Linked DNA regions of Homo sapiens: region 2 is linked to region 1. A link is a loop called in an ENCODE intact Hi-C map of the cell type or tissue named here. Cell type or tissue: OCI-LY7. All regions are shown on one strand. Each heading gives the region's core, and the rest is flanking DNA. Links, peaks and the distances in the headings are about the cores only.

Region 1 (10,186 bases), core at 917-8,916:
TTGCCAGGGGATAGGGAAAGTGGGCAATGTACAGTAATTACTTAACGGGTATAGAGTCTCACTTTTACTAGATGCAAGAATTCTGGAGATGAACTGTCACAAGAATAGACATATAGATAAATGGAATAGAACTGAGAATCCAGAAATAAACCTATAGGTATGGCAGATTTTTTTCATTTTTTGTTGCTATATATATGTAAGATAAAATTTACTCTTAACCATTTTCAGTGTACAATTCAGTGGTATTAAGTACATTCATATGTCTATTCTTGTGCCAGCACCACACTGTTTTGATTACTGTAGCTTTATAGTAAGTTTTGAAATCAAGAAGTGTTTGCCCTCCAACTTTGTTATTCTGTTTTGGCTATTTGGGGCCCCTTACAATTCTATAAAGGTTTGAATATTGGCTTTTCCATTCCTGAGAAAAGAAAGGCTATTGGAGTTTTGACAGGGATAGCATTGAATCTGTAGACTGCTTTGGGTATTGCCATCTTAACAATAGTAAGTCTTCTAATCCATGGACTCGGTATGTCTTACCATTTAATTCGTTCCTCTTTAACTTCTGCCAGCAATTTTTTGTAGTTTTCAGTGTCCAGGTCTTTCACCTCTTGGTTAAATTTATTCCCAGGTATTTTATTCTCAGATCTATTGTAAGTAGATTGTTTGTTGTATTAGTCTCTTTTCACGTTGCTATAAAGAACTACCTGAGAATAGGTAATTTACAAAGAAAAGAGGTTTAATTGACCACAGTTTCACAGGCTGTACAGAAGCTTGGCTAGGGAGGCCTCAGGAAACTTACAATGGTGGTGGAAGGTGAAGGGGAAGGACGAACATCCTACATGCCTGGAACAGGAAGAAGAGCACAAGCAGATGGAGGTGCTACACACTTTTAAACAATCAGATCTTGTGAGAACTCTATCATGAGACAGCACTGCGGGAATGATGCTAAACCATTAGAAACCATCCCCATGATCCAAACACCTCCCACCAGGCCCCACCTCCAACATTTGGCATTACAATTCAACATGAGATTTGGGTGGGCACACAGAGCCAAACCATATCAATTATTTTCTTGGTTTCCTTTTTGGGTTATTCATTGGTGGTATACAGAAACTCAAATGATTTTTGCACGTTGATCTTGTATCTTACAAATTACGGAATTTATTAGCTCTAGTAGCTTTCTTGTGGATTATTTGGGATTTTCTACATATAAGATCATATCATCTGTGAATAGTTTTACTTTTTCCTTTTTAATCTGGATGCCATTTTATCTTTCATCTATCTATCTATCTATCTATCTATCTATCTATCTATCTATCTATCCATCCATCCATCTATCTGTTTTGGCTAAAACTTCCAATACAATGTCAAATAGCTGTGGTGAAAGCAGGCATGTTTGTCTTGTTCCTGATCTTGGGGAAAAGGATTTTAGTCTTGCACCACTGAGTATGATTTCTGCTACGAGTTTTTCATAATTGCCCTTTCTCATGTTGAGGAAGTTCCCTCTCATTCCTAGTTTTCTTGGAGTGCAGTGGCACGTTCTTGGCTCACTGCAAGCTCTGCCTCCCGGGTTTACACCATTCTCCTGCCTCAGCCTGCAGAGTAGCTGGGACTACAGGTGCCTGCCACCACGCCTGGCTAATTTTTTGTATTTTTAGTAGAGAAGGGGTTTCACCGTGTTAGCCAGGATGGTCTCAATCTCCTGAACACGTGATCTGCCCGCCTCAGCCTCCCAAAGTGAGTTTTCTAAGTTTTTATCATGAAAAAGTGTTGGATTTTGTCAAGTATTTTTTCTGCATCAACTGAGATGATCATGTGGCGTTTTTACATTCCATTAATATGGTATATTACACTTATTTTCTCATGTCAAAACACCCTTGGATTCCTGGGATAAATCCTATTTGGTCATGGTATATAATCTTTTAATATGTTGTTGGATTTGGCTCGCTAATATTTTGTTGAGAATTTTTACATCTATATTACTTAGGGATATTGCTCTGTGACTTCCTTTTCTTGTGAGGTCTTTATCTGATTTTGGTATCAGGGTAACGCTGGCATCAAAAACAAGTTAGTAAGTGTTCTCTTCTACTTTTTGGAAAATTGAGGATTGGTGCTAATTCTTCTTTAAATGTTTGGTATAATTCACTGATGAAGCCATCTGACCCTGGACTTACCTTCATTGGGAAGTTTTTGGTTAATGTTTCACTCTCTTTACTTGTTATACCTCTATTCAGATTTTCTATTTCTTCTTGAGTCGGTTTTGGTAATTTGTTGCTAGAAATGTGTCCATGCCATCAAGGTTATCTTTTTTTGGGCATACAATTGTTTAGAGTATTCTCTTATAATCCTTTTTACTTCTGAAAGGTCAATAGTTGTGTCCCCACTTTCATTTCTGATTTAGGTATTTGTGTCTTCTTATAATACTTGATTAGTAAGTTATTTTTCTTAAACTAGCCAGAGCAACTATTTTTCTTAAGCTAGCCAGAGCAGCTTTTCTGCATCCTAAAAATAAGAAGCCAGAGTATCATAGAAGGCATTCTTGACTTGCTCTTGGTTTGGTGGAATTATAAAGTTTGCTTCTACCTGAAATTTCTCTACTTAGATTCAATTTCTATGGACAGTTTTAAACAACATGTTGGCCTGGCAGTGAGAGTGCTTACATGTCAAATTTGTTAGGTTTTGTTTATTTGTTTTATGCATAGTCTCCCTTACTATTGATGTTAATTATAAAATTATTTTAAGAGTTGCAGTTCCGGGTAAGGTGGAGTAAGCACACTCCACTTTGACTCTCCCACTGAATGCGGCTACAAAACCTGGACAGAATGCATATAACAATGTGGAAGGACTGTGAATACAAGATAATAGTATGAAGACTAAAGAACAACGAAATTTGAAGTGGAGTAGACCTAACTGGTAGTGAATAGACCCTTTTCACCCCCCTTTAGTATTTCTCAGTGTGGATTTAAGGCAATCTATAATGTGGAGATAGGTATTGGTATAGCTAGAGAAAGCTTCCAGAGAAGCCTTCTACTCAGGATCAAAGAAGAAGATAGAGATCTCCCGATAGCTACAGGAGCACCAAAATTCTGAGAGGGAGAGGGTTACTTTCCAGAGGTGCTATAGTCTCAAGAGAGTGAGGTGAACACCATTTCTTTTTAAATTCTAACTTCCCTCCACTTATCCCTGGATATGAGTGCAGACATGAAAAATGTAGGGCAGGATGGGGGGTAAATAAAGCCACAGTATTACAGATGGAAGATCAAAAAAGAGGCTTAAGGGACTGGAAGTTACTGGGGAAAATACCTAAAGGGAGGATCTTTGGAAAATTACCAGATAATGTTGTTTATGAATTTCTGGTATCACTTCTGAGGGATGCATGTGTGGTTCTGATCATAAACCAACATACCAAAGACTGAACTAAACTAAGAGATAAACCACATGCCAGGTTTCAGAATGGCCACTGAGCAGCATACATGTGTGACAAATTTGAATAAAACTGAAGGCTTTGAAAATGAAACTGACATTGAAACCACAACCCACAGAAGCTGGTTGGAATTTGCAGCCAGAACCCAATAAGGTCAATTGCCTACTAAAACAAATATATCAACATTCTCCATAGGATTTAAATAAACCCAGAGTCCCTTAACATTATATTTGAAATTTCCAGGATACATTCCAAAACTACTTAGTATATGAAGAACTAGGCGAATCTGAGCTCACATGAGAAAAAGATGATCAACACACACCAATGCTGATTTGACACAGGTGTTAGAATTATCTGACCAAAATGCTAAAGCAGCTATTATTAGTATAAAGGTGCTCCAGGAAGTAAGGACATACACTCTTAAAATGAATAAAAAGATATAAAGTCTCAGCAAAGAAACTGAAGACATAAAGAACCAAATGATAATTTGGGAACTGAAAAAAATATGTAATCACTAAATTTTTTTAAAAAAATCTCACTAGATAGTCTTAATAGCAGAATGGAGATGACAAAAAAATGAGTCAGTGAATTCGAAGATAGGTTAATAGAAATTACCTGATCCGAAAATAAAGAAAATATTTCTTAAAAAAGTAAAGAACCTAAGGAGCCTGTGGGACAGTACCAAAGGTCTAATGTTTGTGTTATCAGAGACTGACAAAGAGGAGAAAGGAATAATGTCTAATATCATTTCACATCCACTAGAATGGCTACTCCCAGAATTCCTGAAATTAACATGTGTTGGCAAGGATGTGGGAATTGGAACCTGTGGATTCATAATTAGGGAAAAGGAGTCAGGCTGGCTGGACACCAAGGCAAAGCAAAAAGAGAAAGCAGATAAGCTTCAAGTCTGCCTTTCTTCATGGTCCACTACACATTGCCCTCCTGGGTCCAACTATCATCAGACACCTGCAAGTTAGCTCACTGCAACCTTAGCATTATCAGTATTGCCTGTAGCACTCTTCAGCATAAGAAGCATTCTTGTTCTTATTTCCTTGTTTCCTTGCAGTCAGCTACTCTTCTGCTGATTCCACCTATAGCTCCCTGGCAACGTACTTTTATACTTTCTTTAACCAATCTGCCTTTCTTTACCTACAACTATCTTGGTAAATTCTTTTACCTCTGTGCCACCAGCCCAGACAGTCATCGCGCACCCAAGACGGAACCCTTGTAAATTGCTGGTGGGAAGTTAAAATGGTGCAGCCACTATGGGAAGTTTGGCAGCTCCTCAAAATGTTAAATATAGAATTACCATATGACTCAATAATTCCACTGCTCAATATATACCCCAAAGAATGGAAAACTGGGGCTCAAACAGATACTTGTACACAAATATTCCTGGCACCATTATTCCCAATAGCCAACAGGTGGAAACAACTAAAGTGTCCATCAAAAGATGGACAAACAGAATGCACAAAATTTGATATATATGTACGATGGAATATCACTCAACCACAAAAAAAGAATGAATTCTGATACATGCTACAACATGAAGTTGAAAAACTTATGCTAAGTGAAATAATTCAGACGTGAAGACAAACACATATTTTATAAGGTATCTAGAATACACAAAGTCATAAAGACAGAAAGGATTAATAGAATTGAAATTACTAGGTACTAGGGGCAGGGGGAATGGGGAGTTATCGCTCAATGGGTAGAGAGTTTCTGTTTGGGATGATGAAAAATTTCTCAAAATAGTGGTGATGGTTGCATAAAACATTGTTTATATACTAAATGCCACTGAATTATACACTAGAAATGTCAAAGTGGTAAATTTTATTTTCTGTATATTTTACCACAATAAAAAGGGGGAGGATAAATAACAGCAAAAAACTCCTCCCATATTTTGCAGAAGATATAAACTTACAGATTCAAGAAGTTCAGTGAATCTCAAACAGGAAAAATCCCAAACAAATCCACAACCAAACACTGTGAGAATTGATTATATGAATTGGAGTTATCATGCCCAATTAAATTAGAGTCAGGAGACCAGGGGAAGAAAAGAAAAGAAAAGCACTCAGGGCACAAGTGCCTGCCCAGGGACTGTCTCCTAAGCCAACTGCCAAAATGATCTGCTACAACCTTAAGACTATTTTTACCTAGTAGCTGCTAAGATGAACTGCCATGACTTTAAGCCTAGTTTTACCTACCCATCATTACTCACCAATCAGAGCTTATGAGCTCCCAAAAACTTTCCTAATGCCAATGAGTTTTCTTACAAAACAATACATAACATTTCTCTAATAAAACCCCCAACCTTTTCTCTGCTCTTTGAAGATACCAAAGACCACCCTGGTCTGTGTACATGCCCTGAATGGTAATTCCGTTTTTCCAAATAAAACATTTTCTTTAGAGTTTCATCTCTATCATTTTATTTGACTTTGATAACACCATAATCAAATTGCTGAAAACTAAAGACAAAGAAAAAATTTGAAGGTAGCCAAAGAAAAACAATGCCTTATCATAGAAAAGAACATTGATTCACATGACTACTGATTTATCACCAGAAACCAGAGAGACTCAGATGAAATGGCACATTTTTTAAAGTGCAGAAACAAACAAAGAAAAAAATCTGTCCACCTAAAATTCTATAGACTATTAAAATTATTTAAGAATTAAGATGAAATAGACATCATTAGAAAAAGGAAAACTAAGATCATTTGTTGTCATCAGATCTGCTCTAAAATAATTATAAAGAAATGTCTTCAGCCAAAAGGAAATAGTACCTGAAGGAAACTTGGTATATTATGCATAAAGGATGAGCAACGAAAATGGTGGCTACCTAAGTAACTATAACAGACTATTCTCCTCTTGAGTTCTTTAAAATATATTTGATGGCTGAAAGCAAAACTCGTAACATTATCTAATGGGCTTTTAATGAATATAAATGTAATATGTATGACAACTATAATGTAAAGCATGGAGGATAAAAGAACATACGTGGGTGAGGTTTCTACATTCCAGTTGAAGTAAAATATTGATTCCAAGTAAAAAGTGAATATGCAAATTGTGCAGCTACTCTGGAAAGCAGCTTGCTGGTTTCTTGTAAGTTAAACATACACTTACCATTTGACCCAGCAATCCTACTCCTGGGTATTTACAACAGAAATTAAGACATATGGTCACACAAAAATATGTACATGAATGTTTATACCAACTCTATTCATAATCAAACAGGAAACAACCATATGTCCTTTAATGGTGAATGAATAAACATATTATTTATAGAATGGATTACTACTCAGTAATAAAAAGGAATGAACTATTGATACATGCAACAACTTGTACAAATCTCATAGACCTTATGCTGAATCAAAGTCTCAAAGTGTTACATAATGTATCAGTCTGTCAGAGGTGTTCGAACCAGGGTGACTCCGTCTTGAGTGAGGGCTGGGAAACTGAGGCTGGGACTTGCTGGGCTGCATTCCTAGAAACTAATGTATTCCTAGCCTCTAGATGTTTACGGTTAAGGGAACAGATGGATAATGTTTACTAAACAGATCCAGACTTGGGAGTGTCCTGATATCCTGCTATCTTGAGAAGAGAAGCATTCCTAGTTTTGCTTTAATGGTAATATCGATTATTGTAAAATACAGTAATTAAGAAAATTAATCCTTTATCACAAACCCTTGTAGCAGAGCACATCTCCCAATGATTTTTTTTATCCTATATATATAGACAAGTATCGTACCTAGGGTGGACGTGTTCCTCCTCTTACTTTCGGGAATGCCCTACTCTGTCTATGGAGTAGCTGTACTTTAATCACTTTACTTTCTTAATAAACTTGCTTTTGCCTTGCACTGTGGATTCGCCCTGAATTCTTTCTTGAATGAGATCCAAGAACCCTCCCTTGGGGTCTGGATCGGGATGCCTTTCCTGTAACAATTTCATTTATGTGATATTCTCAAAAAGAAAAACTATCAGTGGTTGAAATATAGCAAAAACTGAAGACCTGAAAAAAGAAATGAATTCAGAGTAGAAGATTTTAACTCACCTTATCCAGTAATTGATAGAACAAGTAGTCAAACAAAATCAGTTAGGATATAAAAGTTCTGAATAACAAAATTAAGAAAATTGACCTACCAGATATATGTAGAATATTGTACCCAACAACTGCAGAATATATATTTGTTTCAAGTGCATATAAAACATTTACCAAAACTGGCCATATACTCAGCCCTAAAGACAATCTTAATATATGTCAAAGGCTAAAATTATGGAAAGCATATTCTCTGATTTACCACTACACACCCATTAGAATGGACAAAATTAAAGAGACTGACCATACCAAGTGTTAGTGACAATTTGGAAACAACTGCAACTCTCATACAATGCTGCTGAGAATATAACAAAAAGCCCCTTCGGAAAACAGTTTAGCAGTTTCCTAAAGAATTAAAAGCATACTTACCATGCCACCCAGTCATCCTATTCCTATTTACCAAAGGTAAATCGGAGCTTATGTCCATACACAGACTTGCATGCGATGTTCAAAGCAACTTATAATAGCTAAAAACCAGAAACAGTTTGTATTTGTTTTCTGTGCTGCATGACAAATTCCTACAAATTTAGTGGCTTAAAATAGGTATTTCATTTAAATTTATTTTTGAATAGATAATTGGGTAACAGTTCAAAATGTGGTGCACTGGCCGGGCGCCGTGGCTCACGCCTGTAATCCCAACATTTTGGGAGGCCGAGGTGGGCGGATCACCTGAGGTCAGGAGTTCGAGAGAGAGCAGCCTTGGCAACACAGTAAAACCCCATCTCTACTAAAAATACAAAAATTAGCTGGGCATGGTGGCAGGCTTCTGTTATCCTAGCTACTCGGGAGGCTGAGGCAGCAAAATCGTTTGAACCCGGGAGGCGGAGGTTGCAGTGAGCCAAGATCACACCGCTGTACTCCAGCCTGGACAACAGAGCAAGACTCCGTCTCAAAAAACAACAAACAAACAAACAAAAAATACATTGCCCTTTAGCTATATTGGGTAGCAGGAAGGAAACTGAGAAATGAAAAACGTCTATTAAGTCTTTCTTTATATATATGTATGCATCACTTAACTGGTTGTGATTGGTACATATCTAATCCTAGTCAAAAGCCCAGGCTTTTGAGAGTCAGACTACCTATTTGGTTACACGTAACTAATTTCTTATTCACTGTGTATCTCAACTTTCTTATTTATAAACTAAGATACTAACAGTTTCTACTTCATAAGGCTTTTGGGAAGATTACAGCAAATAATCAACGTAAAGTACTTTTAGCTTGGTGCCTGCCATATAGCAAACGGTTAGTAAATGTTAGCTATACAAAATATTCACCTTAAACTCATTTTTAGAAAATAAGAATAATTCAAAAGGAACTAAGCATCCAAATGAAGCAGCTAGAAAAAGGACAACAAAATAAACTGAGAAAAATGTGTGAAGAGGACAATTTAGGTCAAGAGTGCTGTAAATTCAACACTGAACTCTCCCCCTTCTCTACAAATGTGAATTATAGATTCAATTAACAAGAAAAAGACAGTTTCATGCATGCCCAGATACAAAATAAGCATTTATTTGGGTCAGAAACAGAAGGCGGCAACCTAGTAAGGTGGGGCTAAAGCGGCAGCCCTGCCGATGTCTAGGTCCAGGAAGCAGCTAGGGGCCACTGGGAGTTTTTACTCCTTTGATGTAACGAAAGCACTATGTATGTGGCATGGAACCATGGTACAGCTGGGGTCTCTGTGTGAAAACAGCTGTGATCACTGCCTGAGGTTACTGCTTCTGTAAACCTGTATAACTTCATGGTTGGGGGTGGCATAAGAGAAAACTGCACAGAAATCTGAGCAAAGCTACATACTGCTTCAGATGCTGAGCCAGCTGCCACTTTGAGACTGGAGTTTCTAGCCACTGAGGCATAATTTTGGAGTAGAGTCCTAGACAACTAGAGGGGAGAAACCACAGAACTACTAGACAGGGAAGAGGGAGCACAGAAAGAGGCAAAGGAAAAAAAATACCACTTAAAATGAATCTGCAGATGAAAACGCCAAACCACCCAATAAAAATTATTAAGGAGAGACAAGAAAAAAATTCACTGAAAATAACCAAAAATATTTTAAAGTTTTCTTAAATAGGTCTTTAATCTGGAAAGAGAGAGAAAAAAACACTCTGGAGAAAAACTAATTGAAGGCAGAACCCAGAGAGATGACTTCTTCCTTGAGACGTTTGCTGAGCTGGATGAACCTGAGCATGGGTTTTCACAGCCTTGTCAACAGAAGATGGAAAATACAGTTTATATCTACGAGTAGAACTTCACACAATGCTGAAATCACAAGGATCTACCCTTTAGTATAAGGGTGAATTAGAAATACTTACACATTTCCCCAACTGAGGCAGGAGAATAGGGTCTGGAGGCAGGGAACTGAAGGCCATTTCGTGCTGAATCAAGGAAAAACACCAAGATTTGGGGGCACGGAATCTGAGGTCAATTTATGCTAACTTTCTAAAAGAGAAAACACCTGGGTCTGGAGGCAGGGAATCTAAGGCCAATTCAGGCCAACTTCCTAAAGCTAAACCAAAAGGTAAAATTCCATCTCCCTACAACCACCTGAGTAGCAAAGGATCAAAGGCTGCTGTCCCTGCCACCCTCCCCTTCCACCATGTCTCAGATGGAAAGGGAGAGTGCCTTGGATTGGCCTTGGGGCCAAGCAGGGACCATCCCTTCATCTGCAC
Region 2 (10,186 bases), core at 685-8,684, 77 kb before region 1:
AGAAGGCACTCAATATATAGATTCCTTCCACATCTAGACCAAGAAGTTTATCATTTTATGGTAAGAGTAAGAATATGTTGGAAGAATAATAAAGGTCAGGAGAGGAAATCTGACCCTTCTGACACTAGGAGATAGAAAAAGGGAACAAGAAACAGTGGCCTCCAGAGTTTTTGTTTTTACTCTCTTCTTGGGGCAAAGCATTAGGACAGAATGGTTATGAAAACATCCGGGTAAACTGAGGGGCATACGCACGAAGCAGGGAGAAGTACATCGGAAAGACTGGAGCTTGCTTTTGTTCCTGTGTGAGCTGGTTCTGAGTTTGGGGTCTTGAAGGCTTAAACCTGGCTTGGAGTGGACTTCTCTGGCCAGGGAGCCAGATGGACCTAGTTGGAGCCCTGCCTGGTAAGGATTGAGGGGCCAGGGTCTACAGGACTCAGAGCCAAGGGAAGTTGAGAAAGCCAAGAAGCATGTAGACCGGGAGTCGGCAAACTATGGCCCATGGGTCAGAACCAACCCGATGGCCTATTTTTATAAAGAAACACTCATTTGTTTACATATTATCTTTGGCTGCATTTCAGCTGCAGAGTTGGGTAGTTGTAACAAAGACCATATGATCCACAAAGCCTAAAACATTTACTGTCTGTGGCCCTTTATGGAAAAAGTTTGCCAATCTTTGCCCTAGACCTTATGAAAGTCTACAGAACACACTGCAAGGAGGCAGACAGGGAATAATGCCTTGGAAATCAGAGGAGCCTGAGGATACAGGCAAGTCAAAGGAGAGAAACTCCTTTCCTTAGGAGGTCACAAAACATAAGTCAGTGCCCACCCTCCAGAGCCGAGACACCATGCTGGAGAGAAGCTGGAGAAGGGACTAAAAACTGAGCTAAGAAGTTCAAGAGACTGGACATTTTTACCTTGTATTATCTAAAGGGATAGTTACATTATTTCATTGCATTGGCTTGAATATAGTCTCCAATGGAGCGGTTGATATTTACGAGGAAGTCCAGATCAGTCAGAAGTAAAGAAATTGTATTTGCTCCAAACATCACACAATGTAAGTTTTATAACCCACCTACCAATTTATAGATTATGAGGCCTGATAGAAACCTTAGAGATACTTTACATTCTTCTATCGTTGTACAGATAAGAAAACAGTGTTCCTGAAAGACCATGTTCCTGTAGATAGGTAGAAAATGAACTGACACCAGAATCCAATCCCCTGACCCAATGGCTCCAAATACCCGGTATTCAGGGGGGATGTTTAGTGTTGTATCCTCAAGGCACTGGTAGGAAAGAGCATGCTCAAACGTCAAAGAAATGGAGAAAGTTTGATAAAGAAACTGCTTATAAAGGTATGGCGAAGGTTTTGGTATACCAGCAGGGAGAGGGCAGTACACCAGGACTAGTGACGTGGGGAGACCTTACCATCCAGGGACTGGGACAAGGGGAGGGGGCCGCTCAGAGAGAGACCAACAAGATGGAGAAAGGCAGCTAATTCAAAGTTCTCCCATAGGGCAAAACTCAGGGAAATACATGTCCTGACTTATTCACTCTCTTTCTACACTTTAGTCTTCCTGTTAGTTTATTTCATTTTTTCATCCATAATACATGGAAGCCCTATAGAGTGGTCTACAAAATTGAGCATCCCAAGACACAGAAGAGTGGAAATAGTATCTAGAGGGGAAAACAGAAAAAAACTGAGCATCATCATATAAAATGATACCTGGAAGCATGCCTATCACGGAGTAGGCACTCAAATCTTTTTAAAAAGAATAAATGAATGGATGAATTTTACTGTCGATCAAGTCATTCTTATGAACTTTTATGGGATCCTTGCCAAGTACAACACTCATCCAACAGACCATCAACCCCAGAAGAAAAGTTCTAGTGAGAGATATCTCTTCCCCACAAATAGAATATGAAGGTCCCTGGCTGTAAGTGTTATCAAAGATAGGCTTTGGATGTGTGATTGTATTCGATTTCTATCGCTGCGTAACAAATCACCACAAACTTAGCAGCGTACAACAACACAAATTTATTATCTCACAGTTTCTATGGGTTAGGAATCCTGGCACAGGTTAACTGGGTCCTCTGCTCAATCTCACTGGACTGAAATCTGGGTATTGGCTGGGTCTAGGGTCTCACCTAGAGCTTGAGGTCTTTTTCCAGGTTCATTCGGGTTGCTGGCAGAGTTCATTTCCTTGCAGCTGTAGGACTGAGGTCCCTGATTCCTGCTGGTGGAGGAACAGCTGGGGTTGCCCTCAGCTCCTAGAGGCTGCCCTCAGGTCTCAGCTATGTGGCTCCCTCACAAGCCCTCTCACACTTCCACTCTCTAGGGCCCACCCACAAAATCTCCCTTTTGATTAATGAAAAGTCCATTGCTTAGTCTCCTGGATGTGTGATATCCCATCATATTCACCGGTTCTGCCTGCACACAAGGGGAAGGATTATACAGGGCATGTGCACCAAAGGGTGGAATCTTCAGGGCCATTTTGGAATTCTGCCTACACAAGTGATGCAAGTTCTCATGCTCTTCTAAATTCCCAGATTTTATTTAAAATAAACAGTTTATTTACATCCTGACTCAGAACCCTTAAACCCTAGGGTTTTAAATTTTTTTTTTTAATCAGGAATATTTCCAGACCACTTTGTCATTTCACAGATGCGTGGAGAGGAGGCTGAGCCATCATTGGCTGTGCTTACATTTTAGAGCCATTTTTCTGATGAGGGAGTGTGGTGGATCTGCTGTCATTCATAAGATAGAAAAGAAGAGAAAATGATTGCTTTGAATTGTGGAAATATGATTATTTAAAACACCAACTTCCTTATATATTCTGATCACTTTTTTATAATTGAACCACATTTGCTTGGCTTTGAAACTTCACAAGCATGGTAGCCAAAAGTGTGTAATAATTTGTAGACAAAACCATGAAGAGTGAAACCAACTACTTGTATTTTTGGTATAAAGCAATCAAACCAAGACAGCATTAATAACCAAATAATGTTTAAACTTAATACTCCCCAACAAAGTATATTTTATGCTTTCTTAAAGGATGTCTGTGAGATAGAAGCAGTCATACAAATGGCCAAATAAAACTATTTTTAAAGATTTTGTTATTTAAAAATGAAGTAAATTTCCTATCTTAAAAATCAACATAGATCTCTTACAAGGTGAGGTCATATTGATTGCAGACTTTTTAGGACCCTAAGGAGGAATTATTTTCCATAGACACTGTGCATATTTTCTTTGGATTTCATGAGAAAAGATTAAGTATTACAACATGCACTTAAAGTTTTCTTTCAGAATCTTTGCTGTTCTACCGAGGCCCAGGGAAGAAAGCAGTAGGGGCAGCAGGGTGGCTTCGGCTGTGTCCCCATTAAAGCTGCTGTTTTGGCCTGGACCAATTTCGTTACTGCAATGATCATATTTTGCAAAAAAATCCATTAATGGATTCAGTTTGAACAGTGTATGATAAAGTGAGGGGCAGAAATTGCACTGATTATTTTATGAAGTCCTCACTCTCCAGCCTTCTCTAATCTCTCACTACGCCCATGCCCTAAAGCATCAAGCACAGGAACTTAGGGGAGAGAAGAAAGAAGAAGAGGGCAGGGAAAAGAGAATTACTGTGGGAAGAACTGTGGAAATCGCACAGAAATGGTTTTTAACTCTTCAGAAATTGAATGAACATAAAGTTTTCATGTTCAGAGCTAGAGAGTATTCACCTGATTCTACCTATTCTCACATCCTAAATACAATCATTTTTACCTAAGTCAAAAGGAGTTATCACCATTACATAAAGCTACTATTGACCACTGAAAATAGCTAATATATTTAAGGAGGTATCTGCCACAAAAGTAGATAACTTTTAGGAAAGAAATTCAGGGAACTTTCTTCTTACAATATAGACAATTTGCATTCAAAGTTTGAATTGTTCATTAAAAATGATTCAAGTGACCATCTAACACTGAAGATAGAAATTTCGTTATAGGACTTGGGGATTTTAATCTTACCTAGAGTGTTTCCACGGAAGTAGGACAGGGAGGGCAGTTTCTTACCTTTTCTGACATCCGTTTGCTGTAACTCACACCATCAAGACCAGCCTAGTTTTCAGTTGGGATTCCATTTGTTTACAATGTATAGAAACCCTTGTAGGTGGGTCAGCCAATGGGCTAATCTTTCTAGGGCTAACCAGTCCAGGACTAAAGCAACTACTCAAGGAAGCCATTAAGAACCCGCATTCCCACTTATGTCCTTGGGATGTTACTTTCATCCTCACAGTCATGAGAAAGCCACCATTTCCACCAGGCACCAGAAGTGGGAACCATGCCCCCAAAAAAGTGTTAGCATAGCCACTCCACAAGAAAGAAAAAGAAAGGAGAAGGGCAGCGGTCAGTGCCGGCTTTATATGGCAAACAGTAGTTTTCCTGGAGGCCTCCCCCAAGTTCACTTTCTATTGCATCTCATTAGGCAGGACTGGATCATGTGGTTACCCCTAGCTACAAGAAAGTGACTTTTAAAAAATTGGCACACAGCTGCCACCATCAAAATGGGGTTCTGTTAATATAAGACAGGGGTCAGCAAACTTGTTCTATAAAAGACCAGATAGTAAATATATTAGGCCTGGCAGAACATACAGCATCTGTTACAACTACTCAATTCTGATCTTGTAGCATAAAAGCAGCCATAGGCAATACATGTGAGGCTGCGTTCCAATTAAACTTTATTTATCAAAGCAGCCAGAAGGCTAGATTTAGCTTGTGGATTGGAGTTTGCCAACTCTTGATATGAGAGAGAAGAAGGATATTAGGTAGGCAACTAGCAGGATCTCCCATCCCACCTCCCTGTTTTTAATCATCATTCTCTACCCTCCTTTCCTACTCTGCAGTGTAGTTCTTGAACACACAAAGAAAATACAAATCAGCAAACATGGCATTCCACGTTTGGAAGGAATACAGCTTCTGGGCTGTCACAACGCTTGGTTTCTAATCCTTTCCCAACATCGGTGTCTGTGATTCTGTGCAAAGTGAAGCATAGCTACTCTGGTATCTCAGTCATGTCATTTACTCAAGTACAGGAAGACCCCACAGCGCCAGAGTCTAGAAGTTACAAGGAAAAGTGAAGAAGTGGCTGTCACAAGATGATGAATTGTTGCCCTCTGAAGTTTTGAATTGGATCTTACAAGACAAAACCGGACAAACCAAGGAAACTTGGTAATTTTCTGTGCTGCAGAGCAGCCACCTGGCAAATATCACATTGCAACCACCAACCCTTGGCAGAGGTTGGAACAGCAGCTATAATTATAAAGAGCAGGGAGGAGACTCTAAAAATCTCTTCTGAGTGGCAAAAATTCTGAAAATCAAGATAATTACAACATTAGCTCATCCTGATTTGCTTGGCTATTTATAGATGAGAAGAAGCTGATGCACTGAGAGCTGTTTCTTTTTTTTTTTTCTTTTCTATTTGCATTAAATCCTGTGTGGCTCCTCTCTGAAATGTGTGCATATGCTGAGTCCATGTGAGATGCCACCACTGGCACTTGTCATAAGAATTAAATCCCTCTCAAGCTTGTTTACAGCTCAGCACTTGTCATACTGCTCCCTTGAGCTTCATGGCTGGTTGGGTTCTTTTTTACCCCAGCTCTGCGGAAGATTTAATTTCTTTTTTGTTTATGTGTGTACTTACCCTTGCAGGTGCAGGATAGAAAAAATTGCTGTGCCCAGATGTTTTGAAGCTGCAGTAGCATATATACAGCTCAGATTAAATAGAAAAATTGCATAAGATAAAGCAGGCACTTCGAGTACAGTATTCTACAGGGTATTTGATAAACCTATCATGTTTTCTTGACAATAAGACTCTTGAATATAACTTTAGAAACAGAGGAATGTTTTAAGGCATCACCAGCTCAACTCATTTGTAGATGATTTTACAATGAGATTTGTCATTTTTGAGCAGGGCCTATTACATTTACCCCATTTTCAACTTAGAAAATATCTTCCCAGAACAGAACAGTCTGGGAATTGGGTGGAAACAACACCTAGCAAACTGTCTCAGCTCATTACTGGATTAGTTAGACCTCAGGGATCTGAGGCCAGATTTTGTCTTAGTTTTGGAACACAGCAAACATAACCCAAGCACAAACAACCCTCTTGCTACTCGTTGAGCTCTGTGCTAATATGCAAAAGCCCTGCCTGAGTCACAGATGGAAAATGCTTCTACACACCCTCAGTTTGGATTTTCATTTACCCAATGCAATGGGTTAACCTGTTTTGCACACAGCAACTGTCAAATAAGACAAGGAGTTCAGCTCAGGAGAAGAGAATAATGCTCAAAATTCTTGACTCCCCTTCAACAGCCTCCAACAATTGTTTCCCAGCACTGCATGGAGGCAGCTCACCACCTTTGGCAAAGCCTAGACTGTGATGCTTGTCATGAAGGCCTATACAATACACCCAGCTCTGCTTTGTGACATAGTCCCCGTGAGGGCCTGGGGAGAATGTTACCATATTTAGCTTTCCCAGGAGGTGTGGAAGAGTTCCCAGCTGTCCTGCTTAAGATGTTGGTTTAAACCAAATCCTTCATCTGCCTTTGCTCATGAAGCTAAACACCCACAGTAGAACTGGGAAAAGAGTACCTTAGGCCTCAGTTTATTTGTAGAGAGGAAAAGGTTCACACAAAAAAGAGAAAAAGAGATGCTCTCCCTTTTTAATTTGAGTGCCAGTCCTGGATCCCCAGTTGGCAAAGCCTTTTATAGTCATTTCTGCCCCAGAATTCTGCATCTGCAAGATCAGAGCTTATTAGTATTATCTCTTACTCTTCCTCCCAACATTGCCACTAGAGACTGTAAAAGGTTCAGACTATACACACTGAAAGGCAAATGGCTCTTGTTTAGCTATCATAGTGCAGGGTTTTGCTTGCACTAAAAGACATATATTCCTCTAGCCATACCAATAATATTAAACACTCACTTCACCCCAAAATCCTCTAGAACCTCAGTAGAACATGGAGAATATATTAGAAATCTGTATCTCTTATAACAGACCATATGTGAGTTACTATTTAGAGTAAGTCAAGAATACAGTTATATCCCACATAACAATGTTTTGGTTCGATGCCAGACTGCATATATGATGGTGGTCCCATAAGATTATAATGGAGCTGAAAAATTCCTATTGCCTAGTGATGTTGTAGCCATGGTAACTTCTTAGTGCAACACATTAATCACACGTTTGTGGTGATGCGAGTGTAAACAAACCTACTGCACTGGCCGGTGAAAAAGAATAACACATACAATTATGTGCAGACATAATACTTGATAATAAACAACTGTGTTACTGATTTATGTGTTTACTATGCTATACTTTTTAAATTATTGTCTTAGAGTATACTCCTACTTATTAAAAAAAAAGGAACTGCAAAACAGCCTCAGGCAGGTCCTTCAGGAGGTATTCCAGAAAAAGACATGATCATAGGAGATGACGGCTCCATGAATGTTAATGTCCCTGAAGACCATAAGATGTGGAGGTGGAAGACAGTAGAACTGATCATCCTGACCCTTTGTAGGCCTAAGATAACGTATGTGTTTGTGTCTTTGTTTTTAACAAAAAAGCTTAGAAAGTGAAACATTAAATAGGAAAAAGCTTATAGAATAGGATATAAAGAAATATTGTTGTACATCTGTACAATGTGTTTGTATTTTAAGTATTACAAAATAATCAAATAGTTAAAAAAAGTTTATAAAATAAAAAAGTTACAGTAAGTTTAGGTTAATTTACTATTGAAGAAAGAAAAAAATTTAGTGTAGCCTATGTGTACAATGTTTATAAAGTCTACAGTAGTGTACAGTAGTGTCCTAGGCCTTCACATTCACTCACCACTCACTCACTCAGAGCAACCTCCAGTCCCACAGCCTCCATTCATGGTAAATGCCCTATACAGGCGTGCCATTTTTAATCCTTTATATTCTGCCTTTACTGTACCTTTCCTATGTTTACATATGTTTAGATAGACAAACATTTACCATTGTGTTACAATTGCCTACAGTATTCAGTACAGTAACATGCTGTACAGATTCGTTGCCTAGGAGCAATTGGCCATATCATATATCCTATGTGTGTAGTAGGCTATACCGTCTAGGTTTGTTTCAGTACTGTACACTCTGTGACGGTTGCACAACGACAAAATCGCCTAACGATGCATTTCTCAGAATGTATCCCCATTGTTAAGTGACTCATGACTGTATTAGGGTCCAGGAGGCACCCTTGGTTTCATAGATCATGACAGTGATATTTATGTTTGTAGGCCATTGATCAATATTGACAACACAACTATCATAAAATGTAGAGCTCTATTTGTGTTTTCTCACTTTAGTTTGTTCAAAGTAGCCCATTGCACACTGATTATTCTCAAAGTAGGAAGCCTATGGATTCTTCAGGATAGAGTGGGACTTCGTGAATGAAATTTTTTGTTTTTTTGGTAGGGTAATTTACATCTTTAATAGGGACTATTATAAAAACTTGAAACATACTGACCTTGTACATCGAAGCCCCATTCAACATCAGACTATGGACACTAGGGCCATGGCCACACTAACTTGTAAGAAGGTGGAGCTCAGAGGTGGTCCGCTCCTCACTCTCAGTGACGTGTGAATCCAGATGATGACATCAGCAGACCAAATAGCATCTGCTCTCCTTTCTCCTCAAAATCTTCACAACCACATATGCAAACACACAGGCACATACTTGCTAGATCTAAAAATTAGTTTATGTGAAATATTGAACACTTCTACTGAGAGTCAGACGTATTGTCTTGAGAAGTAACACAGTGAAGCTACTCTGTTTTTTTTTTTTTTAATGTGTTTATCAGATTCAGTTGAGCCTGGAGTAAAGGCATGAGGAAGGGAGCCTCCAGCTGACAGACTCTGTTAGATCACAGAATAAAAGAAGCTAGAAAGAAGTCTGGAGACAAAGAGTGCTCTTTAGAGGGATGAAGCAGAAAGGGGACAATGGGACATTCTGTATGTACTTTGCCTGCTTCAAAACTATGTCTTAGAAATTCGGCTAGTAAACAACAAGTCAAAGCCAAGCTAAAGTCAACTAGAGGCAACCCCACTGTCTCTGAACCCACAAGTTGGGACGGGCTAAAGCTTTTAAGACAATTGTTTGTTTCTTCTTTTCTATAAGGGTAGTCCGAATCTGCCTTTCCAGCACATCTTCTGTTACTCCAATCCTGACCTAATGCTGGCCCCTTTTCTTGAATACTCCATGCAATTCTGGGCGTTCGTGACTTAGCTCAGGCTGTTTTCTCTCTTTAAAAACTCTCTGGGCCAGGCATGGTGGTTCATGCCTGTAATCCTAGCATTTTGAGAGGCCAAGGCGGGCGAATCACTTGAGTTCAGAACTTTGAGACCAGCCTGGGCAACATGGCAAAGCCCCATCTCTACCAAAAAAAAAATACAAAAAATTACCAAGGTGCCGTGGTATGTGCCTGTAGTCCCAGCTACTTGGGAGGCTGAGGTGGGAGAATCATCTGAGCCTGGGAAGTCAAGGCCGCAGTGAGCCATGATTGTGCCACTGCACTCCAATGTAGATGTTAGAGTGAGACCCTTTCTCCAAAATAAAAATTAAATTAAAAAAAAATCTCTTTGCCATCCTATTTGAAAATCCCTACATATCTTTTACACCCAAGCTCAAAGATATTCTCTCCTATGACATCTTTCTTGGGCAGGTAAATCAGTTCCTCCATCGTGTTTCCAGGATATGTTTTACACATTTATTGCCTTATATTGGGATTGAGTGTTGCCTTCCCATTAAGATGAACTCCCAGAGAGGAGTGATGGCATTTAATCATCTATGAATCATCAAAGTTTAGTCCACAGTAGGTGCTCCATACATACTTAATTAACAAATGAATGAATGAATAAAGCATTGCAATTTTTAAGGGAAGAAGCAGATGAGGACTTAGCAGGTGAGAAAGTTCCAAACAAAGTGCTAATGAATACTCCAGCCACTTTCTTGCAGAAGTTCATCTTTCACTTCCAGGCATTTGATTCTCAACATTTCTGTCCTTTTCCAAATTAGAGCTGTAACCCAGGTAAGTGTCAAAGCTTAGAAAAACCATGGGAAAAACCTTGGGATCCTGATAAATTTGAAGACAAACTTAAACTTCAGTGAAGTGACAACATTGCCT

What was found. Hi-C counts contacts between places; a loop is a spot of excess contacts. Peaks named below come from ENCODE experiments on the same cell type or tissue, not always from the same donor. Only the 100,000 strongest peaks of a DNase experiment are listed, where the experiment ranks them.
Region 2: a loop joins it to region 1, with 8 times the contacts of the local background. A loop is called at or near these places in 3 of 110 quality-filtered maps.

Annotation. Positions count from the first base shown.
Region 1 is chr15:56,604,839-56,615,024 of GRCh38, forward strand. It overlaps LOC105370832 (a long non-coding RNA gene), which reads right to left and starts at 758. Exons shown (of 4, transcript XR_007064652.1): 1 at 538-758. In OCI-LY7, for the core only: no CTCF peak of the experiment used is centred there; DNase peaks (open chromatin) are centred at 2,933, 3,473, 3,773, 4,383 and 1 weaker place; H3K4me3 peaks cover 4,309 bases; H3K27ac peaks cover 5,957 bases.
Region 2 is chr15:56,527,733-56,537,918 of GRCh38, forward strand. All of the region lies in intron 1 of LOC105370832 (a long non-coding RNA gene), which reads right to left. Among named protein-coding and RNA genes, the nearest start is that of MNS1, 68 kb to the left of the region's middle. In OCI-LY7, for the core only: a CTCF peak has its summit at 5,150; DNase peaks (open chromatin) are centred at 5,139, 5,609, 6,199 and 6,829; H3K4me3 peaks cover 2,765 bases; H3K27ac peaks cover 5,392 bases.